2 separate regions of the Homo sapiens genome follow, and region 1 is linked to region 2. Evidence: read pairs that join two places in POLR2A ChIA-PET (ENCODE). Cell type or tissue: IMR-90. All regions are shown on one strand. Links, peaks and the distances in the headings refer to the core of each region. The heading gives the core; the rest is flanking DNA.

Region 1 (16,127 bases), core at 3,573-11,572, 67 kb after region 2:
AGAGGATTGGCAGCGGGCACGGGGGCAGGGGCATGGTGCCCCTCAGTCTTGCCAGGAAGGGGGTGGGACAATGGCTCATTTGCAGGTTTTCTAGAAGTCAAAGGGAGGGAGTCCCTGGTCTAGGACTGGTCTTCCCTTGAAGGAGCAGGAGCACCTGCTGAGGGTAGGGGCCTGGGGCACTACTGACCACCCACTGAAGGCAACCACTCAACCCTCTCCCTTCCCTTCCTTTCCCTTCCCTTCTCTTTCCCTTCCTTCCTTCCTTCCTCCCTCCCTCTCTCTTTCTCCCTTTCCCTTCCTCCCTCCCTCCTTTCCTTCCCTCCCTCTCCCTCCCTTCTTCCTTCCCTCTGTCCCTCCCTTCTCCCTCCCTTCTTCCTTCCTTCTTTCCTTCCTTCCTTCTTTCCTTCCTTCCTTCCTTCCTTTCTTCCTGCCTTCCTTCCTTCCTTCCCTCTTCCTCTATTTCTTTATTTCCAATAGAGACGAAGCCTCACCATCTTGCCCAGGCTGGTCTTGAACTCCTGGGCTCAAGCAATCCTACCACCTTGGCCTCCCAAAGTGCTGGGATTACATGTGTGAGCCACTGCGCCCAGCCCACACATCCCTCTGTCAAGGGGCCCCTTGGAAGCACCAGCCAAGCTCAAGCTGGCAGTGTTTTGAGACAAGGCTTCCCACGGGAAGCCTGTGAGCACTGCAATGGTCAGCTGGCAGCAACGGTGTGGGATTTGTCCTTCTGAGAGGTGCAAACACATCAAGGGACCGAAGTGACAAGAGGAGTCAACTGGTGCATCTCCATCTTTTCCCCAAGGAGGGGACACCTTACTATGTTTCTGATGTCCGGGGCTTAGTGGAGAGGCAGGTGTGTGACTGAGGGTCCCTGTCACCTTAGGCGGAGGATGCAGGTTTGGAGCAATGTGGGGATGGTGATGTATAAGATCACTGCTCAGCCTCCCGGGCTGCACCCAACACCTGCTGTCCTCCGTGGTATTTACAAAGTAATGCCTAGGCCACAAGACCCTCTCCGCCTCCCCTGGCAGTCCAGTGCAGACCTGGGGTTGCTAGCAGCTGAAATTTTATTCCTCGGCACAGAACCTGCCCACACATCCAAGCATGGGCCTGTTGAGGGCTGGTTCCAGCTGGAAGCTGTGGTACCCACCCCTGGTGGGATGCAGCCCATGTCTCCTCATAAGGCACCCTCCGAAGGTCTTGTCCTGGCAGAGCTGCTGGGTCCTGAGATGCGTATGGAGTGGTGCTTCTCCCCACCACCCCCCTGCCATTAAGGAGAGGATGGAGCCCCAAAGACCTGGCCCAGGTAGGCTGGGCATCGGGATGCAGAAAAGTCTGCTCATTTCTATCCTGAGCATGGTGGAGGGAGTCGGGGAGTGTTTTTAACCCTGCCCAGAGCTGTGGCCAAGTGGCAGCCAGGTCCTCATCCTCTCTCCCTGCTTTCCAGGTTGAGCCATGGCCCCCACCCCGGCCCCTTCTCTGGGCCCCTCCCCCAGCCCTCGTCATTCTCCCTCACCAAGTAGGTCTCCAGAAAGGCTCCAGGTGGAATGCCAAGTCCACACCACACTGACTGGCTAATCACAGTTAATCTGGCTGGTTCAGTTTCTGCAACTGTAAAAGGAGACTATGCTGAAGACACAGTCCTAGCTCTTTGGTGTTCACCCCTGGGCAGAGGGCAGAGCTGAGCCCATCTAAGATAGGAAAATGATGTCGATATCTGAACATTCTGTGGCTTCTTAGGTATCTGAAATTTGTGGGGTTTTTGTTTGTTTGTTTGTTTTTAAGATGGAGTCTTGCTCTGTTGCCCAGGCTGGAGTGCAATGGCGAGATCTCAGCTCATTGCAACCTCTGCCTTCCAGGTTCAAGGGATTCTCCTGCTTCGGCCTCCTGAGTAGCTGGGATTACAGGCACCCACCACTACACCCGGCTAATTTTTTTGTATCTTTAGTAGAGGCGGGGTTTCACCATGTTGGCCAGGCTGATCTCGGACTCCTGACCTCAGGGGATCCAACCGTCTTGGCCTCCCAAAGTTCAGGGATTACAGGCGTGGGCCACCCCACCTGGCCTGAAATTTTTTTAAAGGCAAACGACACCCCATTGCTGACACCCCAACCCCCTGACAAGTGAACCCTTGTGACATCCAGTTGACACATGTTCAACTCAAGAACTCACGCAGGGACAGTCGCTGCGGAAATGGGGACACCCTCCATTCAACCATTCTGGACACTTCCCTCTTCAGAAGGGCATCCACTGCCATAATCTTCTGTTGGAGAGAGGATTGTCTGAAAAAACAGGAGTCAATTTCACCCAGCGTTCTTTAAACACACCCAGAAGTGTGTCTACCGGGGCGAGGTCCCAGCCACTCACTGCAGACTGGGGTTCTGGGCTGACTTTGGAGACTGGCCCCGCAGGTTCCCCTGGCGCTGTGGTCCCAACATTGTGAGTCGGGACAAATATGCTCCTTCCCGCGGAGGCTTTCTTCAAACTCTTACAGGGGTTTGTGACTGCAGGAGGTAGAAATCATACTTTACCAGTCTCAGCCTTGAGGCTGACATGGAGCGGAGACTCTGCGTCGTGTGGAGCCGAGAGAAGTCAGTTCACGGGGACCTGGGGACTCCCCATCCCTGCATCTTCTCCACATTCTGCAGAAGCGTCTCTGATGCCCACCTTCTGGCAGGGCTCAGAGGCAGCCTGGGTTTTGCTGTGGAGCCCTGGGCCAGCCCCCACAGGAGGTTGGACATGGGGCAGGGTTCTCAGGTGCCCCAGGGCCTGACCACATCCCATGGAGGAGCCACAGCTGCTTGGTATGAGTATAGAGAGAGCCCACAGCCCACCGCAGGACTCAGATGCCATTTGGGAAGAGGGGGGCCTGAAGCACAACCTGTAGGAAGAAAGAGGGGAGGGGTCAGCAGGACATGAAACAACTCCATCCCCAACCCTCTGAACCAACAGGCACCCTGGCACCCGAACAGGTTGGCACCCATTGGGGCAGGGCCCAATCACTACTCTAGGCAAAGGGAGGGGACACCAATTAGGGCCCAGACCTCCTAATTAGAGGCCTCCGATCTGGCCCAGACCCACTGTGTGGCCTTGGCCGAGCCACGCCCTTGCTGCTTCAGTTTCCCCACCTATAAAGTGGGAATAAGAAGGCCAGAGCTCCAACGTCACAGCTGAGCCACACACAGAGGACCAAATGAAACAGGTGCCTGGGGTAGCTCTGCAGAACCTCCAAGCCTCGTGCTGTCCCAGGCACACTTTCCATTTGCTCTGTGCTAAAAAGTAAAGGCTTCTGGCTGCTACAGAGGTGAATTTCTTTTTTTCTTTTTTTTGAGATGGAGTCTCGCTTTGTCACTCAGGCTGGAGTGCAGTGGTGCCATCTCGGCTCACTGCAAGCTCCACCTCCTGGGTTCATGCCATTCTCCTGCCTCGGCCTCCCGAGTAGCTGGCAGTACAGGTGCCCGCCACCATGCCCAGCTAATTTTTTTGTATTTTTAGTAGAGATGGGGTTTCACTGTGTTAGCCAGGATGGTCTCCATCTCCTGACCTCATGATCCGCCCGCCTTGGCCTCCCAAAGTGCTGGGATTATAGGCATGAGCCACTGTGCCCGGCCGAATTTTTTTTTTTTTTAATGAAACAAAACAAAACAAAACAAAACTGAGGACCAGGTGTGGTGGCTCTTGCTTGTAATCCCAGCACTTTGGGAGGCCAAGGCCAGAGAGAATCACTTGAGCCCAGGAGCTTGAGACCAGCCTGGGCAACACAGTGAGACCCCCATCTCTTAAAAAAATTTATTTTTTAATTAACAGGACATGGAGGCACGCACTTGTAGTCCAAGCTAGTTAGGAAGCTAAGGTGGGAGGATCGCTAGAAACCTGGAAGTTTGAGGCTGCTGTGAGCCATGACTGCACCTCTCCACTCCAGCCTGCACAACAGAGGAAGACCCTTTCTCAAACATAAAATAAATAAATAAATGATAATTAAGGGCTTAGATTGAGGGGGCCTTGCACATCTGGGCTCTGCTGTTAGTTCTTACAGCTTAAAGGACACATATTATAGCACATCGCTGTAGACCTGTTGGGAGCATGTTTATCAGGAATTTATCTGTTTTCTCATTATCTAAAACACTGGGCTCCCACCCCCAGCCCCCACCAAAAAATAAACAATTATTCCATCCAACACTTACTGAGTCTCTGCAGCCTCGTGGAAGACAGATGGTGTGGCGGATGTGGGGATTGGCCACAGGGTCAGATGAAGCAAGCTTAACACCACAGACAGCTCTGTGACCTCGGGCAGGGCTGAGAAGTGGGGATGAGACCTCCTCCCTGGAAGGGTCGCTGTGACGATTCCATTAATGTCTCCACAGAACATGCTGGACAGCGCCTGGCATGGGGTAGATGTTCAAGAAACAGTAACTGCTAGCGTTACAATCACTGTGACTGCTAAGATTATAATTAACACTGTTTTCCAGAGGGATTCATGGTCCCTGCTTTCTGGAAGTTTCTGGGTTGGTGGCCAAAACACATAAATTTATAATCAAAAATAGGAAGAGCTCTAGCAGAGTAGCACAGGACAATTGTGGCTTTAATAACGAATTATAACGGCGTGTACTGTGACAGCACGCTACGTCGTAGGCACTGAGGGCAGGAGGTGCACCTGGATTTTGTGTCATGCTCATCATAGTAACTCCGTGAGATCCGTGGTACTATTACCCCTCTTCTATGGATGAGGAAACTCAGGCCCAGAGCATCGTACCCAGGACCCACAGCTAGCTAAGAGGTGGAACCAGCGTTTGAACCCAGGTTGTCAGATTATCTCCTCACTAAGGGAATGGCCACCTCAGGTGGGAGGGAGGAAAGGGAGTCAGGGCGGGCTTCTCGGAGGAGGTGACGTTGCATGCACCTGCACACACCCCCTGGGGCAGGCCAAGGAGGCTGATGGATGAGTGCGGGAGGGAAGCATCCCTCCTGGCCCTGGCCTCAGACCCCCTGGTGTCTGGCCCTGCCAGGCTTGTGCCCTCTGCCAGCCTTGTGCCCCTGCCAGCCTTGTGCCCTCTGCCAGCCTCTCTGGCTTAGCAGCACAACCCATTGTCCTCAATGCCACAGTCCCCTCCCCTGGTGACTGACAAGCCCCTGGGCAGAGCCGCTCACCTCTGACCAGGTGGCCAGTGCCGAGACAGGACGCACTGGTAGGAGGCGGCCGGCATGAGCCAGAAGCAACTCTCTGCCCCACGGCTTCCCTCAGGGCTGGATGGGAAGAGACCAGAAATACTTTTTTTTTTTTTTTGAGATGGAGTCTCACTCTGTAGTGCAATGGTGTGATCTCGGCTCACTACTGTGGGTGGCAAGCCACCCAGGCGCCAAGGCAAGAGACAGAGGACACGAACTGTTCCAGTATAATAAAATATAAAACAAGAATAGTTATACCAGATATAGATCTTAGATATGATTATATATGAATATCATTAATCATTAGTTTGTAGCAATTACTTTTTATTCCAATGTTATAATAATCCTCTCTCTATAATCATAGCCTAGGAAAAACCAGGCCATACAGAGATAGGAGCTGAGGGGACATAGTGAGGTGTGACCAGAAGACAAGAGTGCGAGCCTTCTGTTATGCCCGGACAGGGCCACCAGAGGGCTCCTTGGTCTAGCGGTGATGCCAGCGTCTGGGAAGATGCCTGTTACCAGGCGGACCGTGGTCCAGCGGTAGCAAAAGGTGTCAAGGAACAACACCCGCTACTTAGCAGACCGGGAAAGCGGGTCTCCCTTTACCCGGGGGAGTTTAGAGAAGACTCTGCTCCTCCACCTCTTGTGGAGGGCCTGGCATTAGTCAGGCTCGCCTGCAGTTATCCAGAGGCCTAACCGTCTCCCTGTGATGCTGTGCTTCAGTGGTCACGCTCCTAGTCTGCCTTCATGTTCCATCCCGTACACCTGGCTCTGCCTTCTAGATAGCAGTAGTAAATTAGTGAAAATACTAATAGTCCCTGGTATGCAGAAATAATGGTGTAAGCTGTCTTTCTCTCTGTCTCCTCTCCTTCTCTGCCTCGGCTGCCAGGCAGGGAAGGGACTCCTGTCCAGTCGACACGTGACCCACGTGACCTTACCTATCATTGGAGGTGACTCACATTCTTTACCCTGCCCCTTCTGCCTTGTATCCAATAAATAACAGCGCAGCCCGACATTCGGGGCCACTACCGGTCTCCACGCATTGGTGGTAGTGGTACCCCTGGCCCAGCTGTCTTTTCTCTTATCTTTTTGTCTTGTCTTTATTTCTACACTCTCTCGTCACCGCACACAGGGAGAGACCCACCGACCCTGTGGGGCTGGTCCCTACACACTACAGCCTCTGTCTCCTGGGTTCAAGCAATTCCCCTGCTTCAGCCTCTCCAGTAGCTGGGATTACAGGGGTGCACCACCACACTCGGCTAATTTTTTGTATTTTTAGTAGAGACGGGTTTTCACCATGTTGACCAGGCTGGTCTCAAACTGCTGGCCTCAGGTGATCGGCCTGCCTTGGCTTCCCAAAGTGCTGAGATTAGAGACATGAGCCACTGTGTCTGGCCTAGAAATACTTTTAATGAACAGAAGGAGTCCGGCCTGCGAAAACAACTCCTCCTGACCTGGTATCCACACCCAGCTCCCACCCCAGCCCTTCCAGTCCCCACCACGTCCCTCGCAAATCAGCCCTGTCTCTCCCCACTGCCTCTGCCCCCGGCTGGCCACCATGATCTCTCAGCCAATCTTTCCTTTCACTGTGCCTCTCCATAAAAGCTGCTTCAGGGCCAGGCGTCCCAGCACTTTGGGAGGCGAGGTGTGTGGATCATTCGAGGTCAGGAGATTGAGACCATCCTGGCTAACATGGTGAAACCCCATTTCTACTAAAAATACCAAAAATTAGCTGGGTGCTACTCAGGAGGATGAGGCAGGAGAATGGTGTGAACCCAGGAGGCGGAGCTGGCAGTGAGCCGAGACCACACCCCTGCACTCCAGTCTGGGTGACAGAGCAAGATTCCGTCTCAAAAAAAAAAAAAAAGCTGCTTCAGGGCCTGCTCTCAACCCTCTTCCACCCCGGTGTGTCTGCAGGGCAGGCTGGCCCCCGGGGGCTGCAACCGCAGTCCTCAGTAAGGATCGTCAGCTCTGACAGGCGACTGGGCCACGGCTGTGGGGAGGAGGAGGTATTTGAGAATCTGTGTGTGTTGGGTCGGGGGCAGCATAGGGAACACGTGGTTTGGGGAAGGTGATTCTAATGCAACCCCACCCCCTTGAAATCCAATCTTTATAACTGGAACAATTTTAGGCCGGGCACAGTGGCTGTCATGCCTGTAATCCCAGCATTTGGGAGGCTGAGGTGGCAGGACTGCTTGAGCCTAGGGGTTTGAGGCCAGCCTGGACAAAATAGGGAGACCCTTTTCTCCACAAAAAAATTTAAAAAACGATCTGGGTGTGGTGATGCGCACCTGTAGTCCCAGCTATTCGGGAGGCTGAAGTGGGAGGATCACTTGAACCCACAAGGTCGAGGCTGCAGTGAGCCATAACCACACCACTGCGCTCCAGCCTGGGCAACAGAGCCAGACCCTGTCTCAAAAACAAAACAAAACAAAACAAAACAAAATTGGAACAATTTTAGGCATACCAAAACGACTGGAATTTGTTTTCAAAATGTGGATCAGTATGTAGAAACACATAAGTAATCTTTTTATAAAAGTCTTACATTTATTTACTTATTTAACCTCAAACTTTTGGCCTCAAGAGATTCTCCTGCCACAGCATCCCAAAGTGCTGGGATCATAGGCATGAGCCACTGGGCTCAGCCTGAAAAGCCTCACATGCATTTAAAGTGACCTGGAGTCATTTGTGATGAGCAAAACAGATGCCTCTTAGAGAAACCATGAAGAGGGACACAGGGCAGCTAGAGACCAGACCAGCCTTAAGGATGCATCTTCCCCTTGAGACCAGGACCCCTGCCGCACCGGCAGCAAGCTGGGTGCAATCCACTGGGGAGCCCTGGACTGCTGCCCAGGCTTTCTGAGGCGCAGGCAGAGTGGAAATGGCTGGCCCTCTTTCTGGCAGAAAAGGCAGCACCCGGAAATGAGCATTTAGGCTGAGCCAATGGGCAGGGGCAGATGTCAGATTTCAGGTTATCCCACAGAGCAAGAAACAAGCAGCTGCTCCCAAATAAAGAGCAGCAGGAACTTGAGCCTGCTAGGGGAATTTCTAGCCTCTAGAAATAGTCCTGAGGTGGGGTAGGGTGCCTGTCACCCAGAGAGGAAAGTGGGGCAAGAGACCCCGGTGGCTTGGCTCGGAGCTGGGGCTCCACAGATGCCCAGGACCAGGGAGCAAGGGTCGGCTCCTGAAGGTCATGGGGAATCAGAAGCCAGGCTGGGATCCACGCTGCATTTGTGTGACCTGAGCGCAGTGGTCCTTGTGTGAGAACAAGTGGATACTCTCAGATGAGTTTTTTCTTAAGAGCACAAGTGAGAACCGGGGTTGCAGGAAACACAAAGGGGCTCCAACCTCTGCCAAGCACTTGGAAGAACACAGAAGCTGAAGGCTGTCCTTGGTGGGCTGGTCCACAAATAATCCAGTGGGGAAATGGGGGAGAGAGAGGGTGGTCCAGTTGGAAGGCTACAGCACCAGCAGGCACTCATGTTGAGAGGGAGGGTGGCTGGACCATGGAGCAAAGACCGGGTCAGGATTGAGGAAGGAGCATTGGCGGGAGGTGGCCACCAGCCAAGGGTGAGTGAGAAGGCATCAAGAGCCTCTCTCAGCCAGGCGCAGTGGCTCACACCTGTAATCTCAGCACTTTGGGAGGCTGAGGCAGGCGGATCACAGGAGATCAGGAGGTCGAGACCAGCCTGGCAAACATGGTGAAATCCCATCTGTACCAAAAATACAAAAATCAGCCAGGCATGGTGGCAGGTGTCTGTAATCACTGCTACTTGGAAGGCTGAGGCAGGAGAATCACTTGACCCTGGGAGGTGGAGTTTGCAACGAGCTGAAACCGTGCTACTGCACTCCAGCCTGGGCAACAGAGCAAGACTCTGTCTCAAAAAAAAAAAAAAAAAAAAAAAAAAAAGCCCCTCTCAGGTGTCTGCCCTGGCAGGGTGACAGGTACTCGTGGGTTTGGTGACAAGGTGATGGCAGGGTGACAAGGCCCTGGTTCCTGCTCCCACTCCTTAGCTGCCTTTGTCTCTCCTGTGGCCTCCTCTGCCTGCTCACTGGGCCACCAAGCCACGCTATGGCTTGTCCAGCACCCTGGCCAATGCCAGGCTTGGCACCTCCCCCACTGGGTGCCGTGTCTCTTGGCAGCCCGGGTTCCAGGGGTGGTCTGTCCATACAGCCCTTGGCTGGTTACCTGGAGCCCCCCAGGCCCACCCCTACCCATGATGGGTACCCAGAGAGTGCTGGAGACAAAGCTCCTGGGCAACTTTCTCCCTGACTGTGTTGCTGGCTGGCTCTCGGCCCTGAGAGGGCTCTGCTGGGGGCTCAGTCCCCATCCCCTCCTCCTTGTCTTCCAAGCCAGGAAGCTTTATTTTCCCCCTCCAGGAGGATGGAGCCCAGGCTTCATGGGGTGCTCCTATCTGAGCTCAGGTTCTGTGAGGGGCCTAGTGGCTTCCAGTTCCCTGTGCAGGGGAGTGTGGGGTGCGCACAGAAAGGAAAGCACGATTCTGGAACCACAGGGCAAGTGTGACTGGAGGGTTTCTGACCCCCCCGTTCTGATCCTGGCACTGACATTTCCTGGCTGCTGGGCCCTGGGTTATTTACGCAAATTTTCTGAGTCTCAGCTCCCTGTTAAGCGGGGGTGATATGCCTGCCACTCAGCAGGGGTGTCGAGGGTTAAGTGCTCTCTGGAGCTGAGTCCTCAGAAGGCACCAGGAGCTGGTGGCTTGGTTATTGTCATGATTGGCAGCTGGAGGTAGAGCAACCTGCTGTGGGAGACAGTCACCATCCCCATGTCCTGGGACGTGACGGCCACTGCTGTGCCCAGCACCTTTGGCACATCCCTCATCTCATCCTCACAATTGCTCAGGGAGAGGTGGCCCTGAACACCTCCATTTCACAGATGGGAAGACTGAAGTGCTGTCTTAGTCGGTCTTCTGCTGCTATCACAGAAAACCTGAGACTGAATCATTTATAAAGAAAAGGGACTTATTTAGCTCACGGTTCTGGAGGCTGGGAAGTTCAAGACTGAGGAGCCACATCAAGTGAGGGATGTCTGGCTGCATCATAACATGGCACAGGGAGAGGAAGGGAGAGCAAGACAGGCCGGACCCACAGGATAATGGCTGGAGTGCAATGGCGTGATCTCAGCTCACTGCAACCTCCACCTTCCAGGTTCAAGCAATTCTCCTGCCTCAGCCTCCTAAGCAGCTGGGATTACAGGCACCTGCTGCCACGCGCAGCTAATTCTGTTGTATTTTTAGTAGGGATGGGGTTTTGCCATGTCAGCCAGACTGGCCTCAGACTCCTGACCTCAGGCGATTCACCCAGCTTGGCCTCCCAAAGTGCTAGGATTACAGGTGTGAGCCACCACACCCGGCCCTGATTACCTCTTAAAGGTCCCATGTCTTAATACTGTCACAATGGCAATTAAATTTCAACCTGAGCTTTGGAGGGGATACAGTAGGCACAGGCACAGCAGGGTCAAGTGACTTGTTCAAGGTCTCTGACCTGGTCAGTGGCAGAGCTGAGATTAGAAACACGTCTGTCAGTTTGCAAAGCCCATGCTGACTGCCTGGCAACACAGCCACCCAAGACAGGCAAGGAGAGGGCTTCCGGGGCCAGGGGAAGGAGACAGCCCACCCAGAGCCCTTGTGCAATGCTTTCTGGCACAACAGGGCCTCCTGAAAAGACAGGTGGCAGCCTGGGGCACAGACTGGAGCCACTCTGCCTGCCAGTTCCCAGCTGGGTTAACCTGGGCAAGTTGCTTCATCTCCCTGGGCCTCAGTGCGAAATGCAGATAATCCAAGCACCTCACCTCCTGAGTTGTCATGAGGTAATCAGCTAATGATTAGAAAGTTACTTCACCTCCACTGGGCGCAGTGGCTCATGCCTGTAATCCCAGCACTTTGGGAGGCCAAGGCGGGCAGATCATGAGGTCAGGAAATCGAGACCATCCTGGCCAACATAGTGAAACCCCGTCCCTAATAAAAATACAAAAAAAAAAAAAATTAGCCAGGCATGGTGGCAGGTGCCTGTAGTCCCAGCTATGTGGGAGGCTGAGGCAGGAGAATCGTTTGAACCCAGGAGGTGGAGGTTGCAGTGAGCCGAGATCACACCACTGCACTCTAGCCTGGTGACAGAGCAAGACTCCATCCCCTGCCCTACAAAAAAAGAAAGTTACTTCATCTCACATTTCACTGTGCCTCTATTTCCCAATCTGTAAATCAGGGCTGACGGCAGTGGTTTGCTGAAAGGATTGAAGAAATTAACCCGGGTAAAATGCTTCCAGGGGTGCCTGGGACATTACACACTCAATCTGCATCAGCCATCATCTCTCCAGCCTGGCCCCCTCCTCCTTATCACTCCCCACACAGGGTCCTGCTTCCTTGAACAGCCAATCTGCTCTAACATCTTTGCTTATGCTGCTTCTGCTGCCTGGCAGAGGCCCTAGCCCCAGATATCCTATTTGTCATTTAGGTGTCAGCTTCAAACCCATCATCTCCAAGAAGCCTTCCTGACCACGAAATATGGAGTAGCTCCCTCTCCATGACGCCTCTGCTACAGCCTTTCTCACTAGCTGACCCATCTCTTGCTGACTTTTATTTCATTCTCTTCCTTTCATTTCATTTTGGTCGGTTTCACAGGATGGACACCCCGTGAGACTCGTGGTCAGTCTGGGTCTCAGCTGTATTCCCAGAAACCAGAACAGCCCTGAGCAGCTCTCCCAGGCCAGGTAAGTCCTCAGTTCCCCAAAAGGCCAGCTCCCAGCTCCACACCCATCACTGGGCTGTCAACAGCTGCCCAGGGCCGTGGGAAGCTGCCCTCCATCCCGATCACAAGGAGGGCCTCTGACCTAAGGCCGTGGCTGCTCCTGGCTTTGTGGCCTGGCTAGCTAGTGCCCTGGTATCTAGGGCACCATGGGCTGGAAGAACGGTTGTCAGACTTGGCAGCATCCTGGAACCGGCTGCCTGCAGTCCTGGACTGGTCAGAGGAGGAGACTGGCAGAAATTCAAAGGGGTCAGGAGACATTTGGACTTGAATGTGGGGAAAGGGGTTTGGGCGCCCAGGTCCTGGAGTGAGTGGGGTGGGAGCCGTGACTCAGACCAGGTCCTGGAGTGAGTGGGGTGGGAGCCGTGACTCAGACCAGGTCCTGGAGTGAGTGGAGTGGGAGCCATGACTCAGAGCAAGTGCTGTGCAAGCTTCTGTGGCGTCAGCTCCTGCGAGGGTGCAGGGCGGGATCAATACCAACCCGTCAAGGTGAGCTGTGTCAGGCCCTGGGACTTTGCTGCCTCTCTACAATGTCTGATCCCTCGTCTAGTCCGTAGCTTGCTCCAGGGCTGGCCCAGCTGCCTGGCCCTATGCCCTAGGGCATCAGGGAAAAAGGCGGACAGGGCACAGGGGAGATGAGGTCTTCCCAATCCTGGGGATGGAGGCAGTGAGAGGAGGAGGAGGAACTGGGAGTCTCCACGTTACCTTGACTAAGCAGTTTCCCTCTGCACTTCAGTTTCCCCTCCTGTTAGCTGGTGGCTGATCTGGGGACACCTGACCCCACATTTCACTCCTTGTTCTTATCTTACGAAGTTGACAGCAGTGCCCAGCTCCAGCATCCAGGGCCTTTGGTGCTCACCCACGCCTGTGGCTGTTCTGTGCCCACCCCCAGCACTGCTCTTACCACCCGGCCCCTGCAGTACCAACCACTCCACAGCTCCTGCCTTGCCCATCTCTGCTGGAACCCACTTAAAAAAAATTTTTTTTTGGTATTAAACAAACCTATTTAAAAATGTTAATATCAGGGCCAGGCGCAGTGGCTCACACCTTTAATCCCAGCACTTTGGGAGGCCGAGGCAGGCTGATCATCTGAGGTCAGGAGTTCGAGACCAGCCTGGCCAACATGGTGAAACCCCGTTTCTACTAAAAATACAAAAACCGTGCATGGTGGCACATGCCTGTAGTCCCACTTACTCAGGAGGCTGAGGCAGGAGAATCATTTGAACCCGGAAGACGGAGGTTGCAATGAGCTGAGATGGAGCCACTGCACTCCAGCCTAGGTAACAGAACAAGATTCTGTCCCCCGCAAAAACAAACAAACAAACAAACAAAATGAGCTGGGCATGGTGGCGTGAGCCTGTAATCCCAGCTATGCTGGAGGCTGAGACAGGAGAATCTCTTGAACCCGGGAGGCAGAGGTTGCAGTGAGCCAAGAATGTGCCATTGCACTCCAGCCTGGGTGACAGAGTGAGACTCGGTCTCAAAAAAAAAATTTTTTTTAAATAAATAAATAAATACAAATGCTAATATCAGGAAATCTTGGCAAAGGGTAGCCATGAACACTGTACTTTTCTCACAACTTTTCTGAAAATGGGAGATGATATCAAAATAAAAAGCTCCCAGGCAGGTGCTGTACCTGGGAAGAAAACGGGGGCGGTCGGGGGGGGGGGGCGGCGTAGAAGGACTCTCAAAAAAGAAAAGGTGGAGTCCAGGAGTCCAGGAGGCAGAGGAAAGGCTTGGAGAGGACGAACTAGAGCCATGTGGCTGGTGAGAGGCAGGGTCTCACTCCATTGCCCAGGCTGGTCTCAGGAGCGGCCCTTCCCCACCTGACTGTCGCCCCTCATGCTTGTGCCTCTGCTGTCCGGGAAACAAGCCACGGTGCACGTGGCCCCTAGTGCCTCCTGGAGGTCACCATGCACACATCAGCCCTCAGTCCCTATCACCAAATAATGGATGCCTGGTCACCCTTCCCCACTTGGTAACACCAAGCACCCACCTTCCCAGACCTGCCCTCAGAAAACCCCGGGTTAGTGGAAGTTGGGTAGCGCCCTGGGCCCCAGCCAGAAGCCAGTGCTGCCCCATGTCCCTCCCCCAACAGGAGCCATTTCAATCCTCCACACCCTCCCCTCACTCTCAGGGTTGCAGTGCAAACGCGTGGGTGCCCATTGTCCGCTGGGGCAGAGCAGCAAGTGCTGAGGCCCCTGGCTGATTTTGCACACTAGTCAAACCAGTTATTAGCACCTGTTTCCCAGATTGGAGGAGGGAGCTTTTCTGGGGCTGGGATTGAATCCACTTACCTAAAATTCCCCAGACTTTAGGCAGGCTCCACATTGTGACAGGAATTTAAAAAGAGTAAGTGATAACTAGCACGTACCAGGGACCCTGCTCAGTGTTTTACAGACATCAGTCATCCTTTGCAACCCCAAAGGTAACCCTATGAGGGCCGTCCTGCCACATCTCCACTTGCAGAGGGGAAACTGAGGTGTGTGACACCCAGAGGCCTGTAAGCAATCGGTGAATGTGGCCAGGCCCCAAACATGACGTGCTCGGACCACTGTTCTACTGAGTGGAGTAACGGGGGGACTGAGGCAGGTGCTCTACCTGGGGAGAAAATGCCGGGGCAGAGGGACTCATGGAAAAGAAAAGGTGGAGTCCAGGAGGCAGGGGAGGGGGCTTGGAGGGGACAAGCTAGAATCATGTGGCTGGTGGGGAGGGGCTTTTTATTTTTCCAAGATGGGGTCTCGCTTTGTTGCCCAGGTGGGAGTGCAGTACTGCAACCACGGCTCACTGCAGCCTCCAACTCCTGGGACCAGGCAACCCTCCCGCCTCAGCCTTTCAAGTAGCTGGGACCACAGCTGTGAGCCTGGCTAATTTTTATTTTTGTAGAGATGGGGTCTCGCTTTATCGTCCAGGCTCGTCTGGAACTCCTATTCTTGAGAATTTTCCCTATAGTCATAAGAAATATTGGTTTTTAACCTTATTTTTTTCTAATGTCTTTGTCTGGTTTGGTATCTGGGTAATACTGGCCTCATAGGATATGTTGGGAAATGTTCCTTCTTCCTCTATTTTTCATAAGAGTTTGTGAGGGATTCGTTGAATTTTTCTTTTTCTTTTTTTTTTTGTTGGGGGGACAGAGTCTCACTCTGTCACCCAGGCTAGAGTGCAGTGGTGAGATCTCAGCTCACTGCAAACTCTGCTTCCTGGCTCAAGTGATTTGCCTGCCTCAGCCTCCCGAGTAGCTGGGATTACAGGCGCACACCACCACACCTGGCCAATTTTTGTATTTTTAGTAGAGACGGGGTTTCGCCATGTTGGCTGGCTGGTCTTGAACTCCCGACCTCAGGTGATCCGCCCGCCTCGGCCTCCCAAAGGGCGGGGAGAATAGATGTGAGCCACCCTGCCCAGCCCAAGGCTTATTTTTTAAGCTTTATGACATTCACATGGTCAAGTACGTGGATTGTGAATGCAATCACATTCACATGGGGAAGTTTTTTGCGGGTAAACAACCATGTAATCAGAGCGACCTACGAAGCATTTCCAGCATCCAAGAAGCCCCCAAGCCCCTCCCAGTCACCTCTTCCTGTAGCAGGGAGTTTGGGAGACTAAGAATGTAAGTGCAGGGCCCTAGGACGGACCCACCTGTTGCCCCCTATTGCCTTGAAGAACCTGCAAGGGGCCTCCAGTGCTCTGTGGAAGCAAACCTCACTTCCTTTTGGAGACACTACCGTGCAAGACTGGCCTCAGGGTGGCCCAGTACGTTTGGTTATGCTTGCTTTGGATTTAGGGAGGTATAATAGAATTAGCATTATTTCCAAGAATGGGAAGCCCAGAGGCCTGGACAATATGGCAAAGGACCGGGTGGACCAGGTGCATCTTCCTTGACACCAGCTCGCCCACAACTGTCCTGTGGATGGCCAGGTCAGGCAGACACCGAGAGGGTAGGAGACTTGCTGAGGGTCACACAGCCAGCAAGCCTGAACTCCCGACATCTTCCCTTGCAGGCTCCTGGCCTTCCTGCAACCTCCCAAGCCACCCCAGAAGTGAGCCTGCCTTGGTTCAGCTGCTGGTTCCAGGGCAGCTCCCTGAGAAGATGGTGCTGCTGGGGAAGGCCGTGCTTCTGGACACTTTCTGCTAGACTTGCCACCAGCCCCATCATTCTGGTGATGCCACCAGCCAGACTGTTTTCCCAC
Region 2 (8,000 bases), core at 1-8,000:
AGCTGGGCACGGTGACGGAGGCTGAGGCAGGAGAATCACTTGAACCGGGGAGGCGGAGGTTGCAGTGAGCCGAGATCGTGCCATTGTACTCCAGCCTGGGCGACAAGAGCAAACCTCTGTCTCAACAACAACAAAAAAGAAACCTTCCAGTGATCTGACCAACTCTGCTGACTATGAGAAACTGTCAGTCTCCACACATATGGGGAGGGACAACCAATGGTGCCTCGGGTAGTCAGGACCAGGTTAAGGAGCTGCTAACATGGGCATCAGCCACTCTCGGGTCCCTGTAGCCTGTACTCGGCTAGAGAAGAGGCACCTGGCCAGGAGGTACCTGGTGCGGAGGGCAGAGGGCCTGTGCTTTCCACGCTGCCCTCTTGCTGCCTTTGGGAATCAGTGAAAAAGCCACCCTGTTTTCCCCCAAGCCCAGAGGGAAGGACTGAAATGCTACTCACACTGTACTCAGCTGACATTCCTCTGTCCGTCTCCCGCAGTGAGCTCCAAGGGAACTGTCCAGTAACTTTATATAAGTTTACAGAGAAACTAGGAGACAATGGGATAGAGCTTTAAAAGCTGAAACAGTGATTAGAACTTGCACACATTTAAATCAACAGACTTAACACTACGCCCGTAGGGCTCATCTTCAAGAGGAAATCTACAGCATGTGGTCACTGCAGAAGTGGCAGCTGATTCTGTCATGGTTCTTTTCACAAATAAGCCACCTATTTTAACTTTTCTATCAGGCCAGTGTACTCAATGATCTGTTGGGCTTCCTACTTTCTTTCGAAGTTTCCGGGCCGTGGTTTGAAGAAGGACAGGCCATACGAAGTTTCTTTTGTTCCATAGGAAAACTGAAAGGTCACCTTTTCTGCACGACCAAGAAGATTAGGAAGCTTGAGGCCAAGTACCTAGGAGGGGAAAAAAAAAAAATAGCAGTGGTCTACATTGAAGGAATGAGAACTTTGGATTGGATAAAGACTATGCTAGCTAAGGGACTTTCATAAAAACAGAAGGAAGATGCTAACTACAGATCTAGTCTTTCATTTGTAATCACTTTCATTCTTTAAAACATGCCGCTGCTGAGTGCTCACATCCTGCATTCAAACCTGATTAATGCAAGGGACAAGCTAACCTTGCCACCCGTGAGGCTCAAGAATGTTACAGATTTAGAGTTTAAAGGAATTTGAACAAGAGACTATTAATATGAACATTCTCCAAATCATTCCTAATTACTAACGTTAACATTGTTATCAAACAACCCAAAACATATTATCACCAATTCTACGGTGATTAAAGAGAAACCACAAATAACAACAGATTAAGGTAAATGAAATGACCGAATTTTGAAACTATCATCAGCTTTTAGAATGCAGTCATAGTGTAAAAGTTCCCAACTCTAAGTTCCAATATAAGAAAGTAAAAAGCCTGTAGCATACCATACTGCCTTCATTGTTTCCAACCATGGTGTTATAACTGCCCGTTAATCTCCTCAATTCAGTTACTTCAAAGGTAACGTCTAACCCATTTGGAAGTGCGTCATCACCTAAATAAAAAAATATTAAACAATAAGACAGCCAGGATGTTATTTTACTTTGGGTTCCCATTGCTAAAAAAGACAAAAAGCAATCTGAAGGTTCATTCTATTTTACAATCTCCTTTAGAAAATAATATAATCATGAGAAACGTTTAAGAACACTCCCACACAAAATCAAAATATTGCACACCTCTACACCAAAAAATAATGTTTCTAGTTTCTCTGGTAGAATATATCAATAAACAGGGCTGAGCACAGTGACTCAGGCCTGTAATCACAGTGCTTTGGGAGGACAAGGTGGGAGGATCACTTTCAGGCCAAGAGTTCAAGACCAGCCCCAGCAACATAGCTACAAAAATTTTAAAAATTAGCCAGATGTGGTGGCGAGCACCTATAGTCTCAACTATTCGGGAGGCTGAGGTGAGAAGATCACTTGAGCCCAGCAGTTGGAGGCTGCAGTGAGCTATGACTGTGCCACTGCATTCCAGCCCGGACGACAGAGCAAGACCCTGTCTCTAAAAAAAAAACCAAAAACCAAAAAACAAAAACAATCTACCTTTGCTACAAGGAGATAACTATAAGCAGCATTATTCACTTAAGCAAACTTAAGCAAACAATATTTGCTAAAGGAATCTGTTCTCCTATTAGAGAGGTCCTTGAAAATATTTGGGTTCTCAATTCAACCGACATGAAAATGGGGAACTCACATGACAATAGGGGTGTCAGTAACCCTCGAAGATAAGTGTGAGATTGTTTACTGTGTTACTGTGTGTAAGAGGCATGTCTGTCCTCCCCCGCACCAGGTATGATTTGGGTCTGAGCTGGAAGCAGCCACCTCGTGACCCACCATGGCCCTGGGGTGCCTTGTGCAGAGCGGGCTGGGCTCTGTAGGAATGAGTGGCCTCTCACAGGAAGGAAAGGCGACTCCTGCCTTGTACACAGGGGTGCTCAGCCCTGGCTGGACATCTAGACGCATCTGGGCAACTGTCAAAATATGCTGATGCTCAGGCACCGCTCTAGGAACTCAGGTCCAACAGTTCTAGGGTGGAGCCTCAGTACTGTCTTTTCTTTTTTTCTGAGATGGAGCCTCATTCTGTCACCCAGGCTGGAGTGCAGTCGGATGATCTCAGCTCACCACAACCTCCACCTCCCGGGTTCAAGCAATTCTCCTGCCTCAGCCTTCCGAGTAGCTGGGATGACAGGCACCCGCCGCCACACTCTGCCAATATTTTTTGTATTTTTAGTAGAGACGGGGTTTCACCATGTTGACCAGGCTGGTCTCGAACTCCTGACCTCATGATCCAGCCGCCCTGGCTTCCCAAAGTGCTGGGATTACAGGCGTGAGCCACCCCGCCTGGCACCATCTTTTCTTTCTTTTTCTTTTTTTATTTTTTATTTTACTTTATTTTTTATTTAGTGGACTTTATTTCTTAGAGCAGCTTTAGGCGCACAGAAAGATAAAGAATTGAAGCCAGCAACAGTGGGTTGCGGGTAAAAAAAAAAGATAAAGCAGAAAGTACAAAGTTTTTGTACAAACTACAAAAGTACAAAGAGTTTCCATGAACCTCTCCTTACCCCGACACACACTTACTAACACCTCGCATGTGTGGTACATTTGTCACAACTGATAAACCCATACACCAATTATTAACTCAAGTCCAGTGACTTCCCAGCCTCCCCTGCACCTAGGTGTGGCCAAGTGATTAAGTCCTGGCCAATGGGATGAGAGCAGTGCCGTGTACAACACCTAGGACAGGTGCTTAAAGGGAGGGGTAAGCCCTCTCAATCTCCTGTGCTCCTCCAATACTGGAATGAGGACACGGTGCTCAGCCATCAGAGGGACTCAGGGACCCTAGGGATGACAAAGCAACAAGACACCACGGGGGGAAACTACACCAGCCCAGGGTGACTTCAGGGAACGAAGCACCACACCAGCCCAAGGTGACCTCAGGAAACCACACTAGCCCAAGGTGACTTCAGAGAACAAGGCACCACACTAGCCCAAGGTGACCCCAGGGAACCACAGGAAACCACGCCAGCCCAAGGTGACCTCAGGGAACGCAGCACCACACCAGCCCTTGGCAGTCTCCCAGCTGTGTGGAGAGATGGAGACTTCTCTCTTGTCTAAGCCACTGTTCTTTTAGGTCTGTTAGTGTTGGCTGAAACTATACTCCAAATAATGAAAATGTCCTTAGTTTATCTAGCACCTTATTTTTTGCAAGCATTTTCCTATATTGTCTTATCTAGGCCTTCTCAAAATTACCCCCCATTCAATTCTGAAGAGTTACTCATTCACAGATTCATTCCAAATTTTATTTTTCAATGGTGTCTGCTGAATTCTGACTAAAGTGGGAACTCTACCGCGCCATGTTAGGCCCACCACGGTCTGGGCTCCTGACGGCTTTTCTTCCTTGTCTTCCAGCACTCCATTCCCCCAACCTGCACTCCAGCTCTTCCTACACTTGCGGTCCACCCAGCGAGCCACTCTCCCCTGGCGTGGGCCTGATAAGTGCTATCTCTGTCCCCAGAACATTCTTCACCCCACCTCACTACCAGCCCTTCTCCCCATACTCGCTCAGATGCATCTTCTAGGTCTCAGCTCAGACATCGCCCCTTCAGGGACACCCTCTCTGATCCCCTTCTCATGCCCTGGCCAGGTGAACTGTCTCCTCCCTCAGCCTCTTACAGCACAACATAGCGACTGTGCTGCCATCACTTACTGGTCTGCCCCCAACCCAGCCCCACTGACCGAAGCCCCTTCAGGAGGAGACCACGCCCTGTGTGCTGCTATGACCGAAGCCCATCAGGAGGAGACCACGCCCTGTGTCTCCCTCTGGGGCCTGCACAGGGCTGGCCTCGAAGCAGGTGCTCACTAGCCAAAGAATAAATGTTCAGAGACGTGCCCAGTATCACACAGCAACAAGAAAATGGGCAAAAACTAAAATGGAAATTGGATTCCCTCCTCTTTTTAAAGCATACACTGAGATGGGGGTCTGCACAGTGCTGGGCTGGGCTATGTGAACGAAGCCTGGCCCCCTCCTTCAGAGTCACTCTCAGGCCCCCGTGGAGTCCAGGGCTTCACACAACAGTATCTTCAAAGTTCACCACTCCTCCCCGGCCTCATACAAAAATCCAGGCCCGCAACTGTAAGCCCAGCTACTCAGGAGGCTGAGGCAGGTAGATCGCTTGAGCACAGGAGTTCCAGACCAGCCTGGGCAATACAGCAAGACCCCTCTCCAAAAACAAACAAAAAATCCAATCCCTTCCCTGAGACTGCTAACTCAAGGACTACCTGTTTGATCAACTTTCAGGTTCTACACAGCAGGGAGCAGTGCTCTGCTGCCCAGATCTGCATCTGGCCATAAAAACAGCTTTTCTCTGATGGACAGAAAGGGAATTATAAAGATACTACACCACAATATGTACCTTGACATGTGTCAATCAAAACATCCACTTGTCTAAAAATTCCAAGACGGAGCAATTTTTCACGGGCTTCATGAGATTTCCGCATTACCTATAAAATGGGGGAAGAAAAACAAGGAATATATTCTTCTACGATACAGAAACAGCAAATGGCAGCCACACGGCGAGGCTGGTAGTTTACCATTCGGTGCTAAGTCAGATCACTGAGCAGAGAGCACTACCAAGACCAGCCACATGACAGAAGGGAAAAGCACCACAGGGGCAACAAAAATGCCCATTCACAAGTGCAAAACCAAGCCTTGGCATCAAGAGTGTGCAACATATAATCCCCTTCGTATAAACAACAAGACTAACGCAGATACACAAACCTAACACACAGTCTAGAACGTTGTGCTGGAAGAGATCACAATCGTGAACAGTGGTTATGTCTGGCAAAAGAAAGACACGTGTGTCTGCACACCTTTTCATTTTTTTTTTCAGCTCTCCCTTTGAGGAAGAAATGCACATCTTCTTGTGGTGTTTCAATTTTCTATTCATTTCTTTACTTTCTTTTTTTTTCTTTTTTTCTTTTTTCTTTTTTTTTTTTTTTTTTTTTGAGACAGAGTTTCGCTCTGCTGCCCAGGCTGGAGTGCAACGGTGCAATCTCAGCTCACTGCAACCTCTGCCTCCCAGGTTCAAGCCATTCTCCTGCCTCGGCCTTCTGAGTAGCTGGGATTGCAGGCACAGACCACCACGCCAAGCGAATTTTTTTTTTGTATGTTTAGCAGACATAGGATTTCACCATGTTGGCCAGGCTGGTCTCGAACTCCTGACCTCAGGTGATCCACCTGCCTCAGCCTCCCAAAGTGCTGGGACTACAGGCATGAGCCACCACGCCCGGCCTTTCTAACCATCTCTAACCACTGTTAGAAATGTTCAACTTTGTGTCCTTTCTTTGTTGTCAACAGCAGTTCCTTCTGATGCACGGAGTCCATTCTTATTGGAAGGACAGGTAGAAGGAAGGTAAGGCAGCAAGTGCTGAGGACACAGAGAAGGAAAGGCCCTCGTGTGATAAGGAAAGTTGAGATTCCACCCTGCAGGTGAAAGGGAGTCACTGTAGAACTGTCAGCAGGAGACAGAAAGGATCACATTTCCTTGTGAGAAAGAACGGATCACACAGACGAATGCGGTATTCTGCCCAGATGGGAGAAGCCTGCAGGTGAAGGATGCAGGGGGTGCTCTGGCAACAGCCTCAGGGGCTAGGGTGAAGGCAGGCCCAGTGCAGGCCATGGTATTGGAGGGGAGGACAGACCCTGGAGACATTTCACAGGCAGGGGTCAGAGGACACTGCCACTGCCTAGGTAGAGTGCATGAGAAGAAGAAAGAGGCTAAGAAAGAAGCTACTGAAACTGCAGCTCGGCGCTTAGCACTGGGCTAGCGCTGAACACCATTAGAGAAGTCAGGAATAGAGATGGGAAGACAGGCAGAGCAGACAGATGGAAAAGGGATGACTTCAGGTCTCAGCCCCATGGAGCTGGAGACGGCTGTGGCAATGCCATGAGGAAACGATGAGTCGGCAGTTGCATAGTCAGGGCTACAGCTCAACACAGAGGAGCTGGCTAGAAAGACAGCATGGGGAGCCCTCCGCATTCAGGCTGTAACTGAAACCTGGGATGTGGATGAGATGACCCAGGAGACTGATCCTTGTGGAAAAGCAACACTTAAGGATGCTCACAGGGAAAAGGAGCTGACAACAGAGCCTGAGAATGACTGTGATGAGACAGAAAAAGCAACCCAGGAAAATGGTCACCAAAGCCCAGGGAAGAGGCAAGCGCAAGAAGAGGGACAGACACATTCAAAGGCAAATAACAAAGCAGGACAGGTGCATTCAGCTGAGGCTACAAAGCGATCATTTCTTCAATATGCAAAGAGCTATTGCAAATCAACAAAAGCCAAATGACCCAATGGAAGACAGAAGACACCAAGTTAATTCACAAGAGAGATATGAATGAACACTAAACAGAAAAAAAAAAATGCTGGATCTCATTCATAATTAAATAAATACAATTTAAAACAATGAGATGGCATTTTTCTTCTAACAAGATGGCAAGAATTTAAAAATTGTGATAAAACCCAATTTTGGGAAAGAGACCGTCTCATGGACTGCTGTAAGAGAGTGGACTTGTGGGCCGGGTGCAGTGGCTCACACCTGTAATCCCAGCACTCTGGCAGGCCGAGGCAGGTGGATTACCTGAGGTCAGGAGTTCAAATCGAGCCTGGCCATGGTGAAACCCCATCTCTACTAACAATACAAAAAATTAGCTGGGTGTGGTGGTGTGCACCTGTAATCCCAGCTACTCAGGAGGCTGAAGCAGGAGAATCACTTGAACCCAGGAGGCGGAGGTTGCAGTGAGCCAAGATCGCGCCATTGCACTCCAGCCTGGGCAACAAGAGCGAAACTCCGTCTCAAAAAAAAAAAAGACAGTGGACTTGTGCAATCTCTTTGCAGAGCAATACGGCTGCATCAGTGAACACTGCAGAGTGCGCACACTTTGACCCAGGAATCCCACTTCCAGGAATTTATCCTAAAACACAGTCAATGTACACAAAGACACACTAAGATGTTTAGTACAGCATTGTTTGTAAGAGTGAAAATTAATTTAAATGCCCATCAATGGAGAACTGTTTATAATAAAATGTAGAGGGCCAGGTGAGGTGGCTCATGCTGTAATCCCAGCACTTTGGAAGGCCAAGTTGGGAGGACCCCTTGTGCCAGGAGTTCCAGATCAGCCTGGACAACATGGCAAAACCCCGTCTCTACAGAAAAACTTTAAAAATTAGCTAGGCATGGTGATGTGTGCCTGCAGTCCTGGCTACTCAGGAGGCTGAGGTGGGAGGATTGCTTGAACCCAAGAGGTTTAGGCTGCAGTGAGCTGTGTTCACGCCACTGGACTCCAGCCTGAGCAGGACTTGCACCAGAGCAAGACCCTATCTCAGAAAAAAAAATTTAAAAAAGTTAGAAAGTGTGTACAACGAGGTACCACACAGCCAACAGACTGGTATGTAC

Evidence for each region. Peaks named below come from ENCODE experiments on the same cell type or tissue, not always from the same donor. Only the 100,000 strongest peaks of a DNase experiment are listed, where the experiment ranks them.
Region 1: POLR2A ChIA-PET joins it to region 2 with 15 read pairs; 2 of 35 experiments call an interaction of 5 or more read pairs at or near these places.

Annotation. Positions count from the first base shown.
Region 1 is chr22:43,894,137-43,910,263 of GRCh38, reverse strand. No RefSeq gene overlaps it. Among named protein-coding and RNA genes, the nearest start is that of PNPLA5, 10 kb to the right of the region's middle. RefSeq lists enhancers at 4,601-5,101, 11,625-12,824. In IMR-90, for the core only: a CTCF peak has its summit at 5,612 (motif pointing right); a DNase peak (open chromatin) is centred at 7,813; H3K27ac peaks cover 1,861 bases.
Region 2 is chr22:43,965,776-43,973,775 of GRCh38, reverse strand. It overlaps SAMM50 (SAMM50 sorting and assembly machinery component), which reads right to left. Exons shown (of 15, transcript NM_015380.5): 4 at 4,958-5,045; 5 at 1,434-1,540; 6 at 775-905; 7 at 453-540. Among named protein-coding and RNA genes, the nearest start is that of SAMM50, 14 kb to the right of the region's middle. In IMR-90, for the core only: no CTCF peak of the experiment used is centred there; no DNase peak of the experiment used is centred there.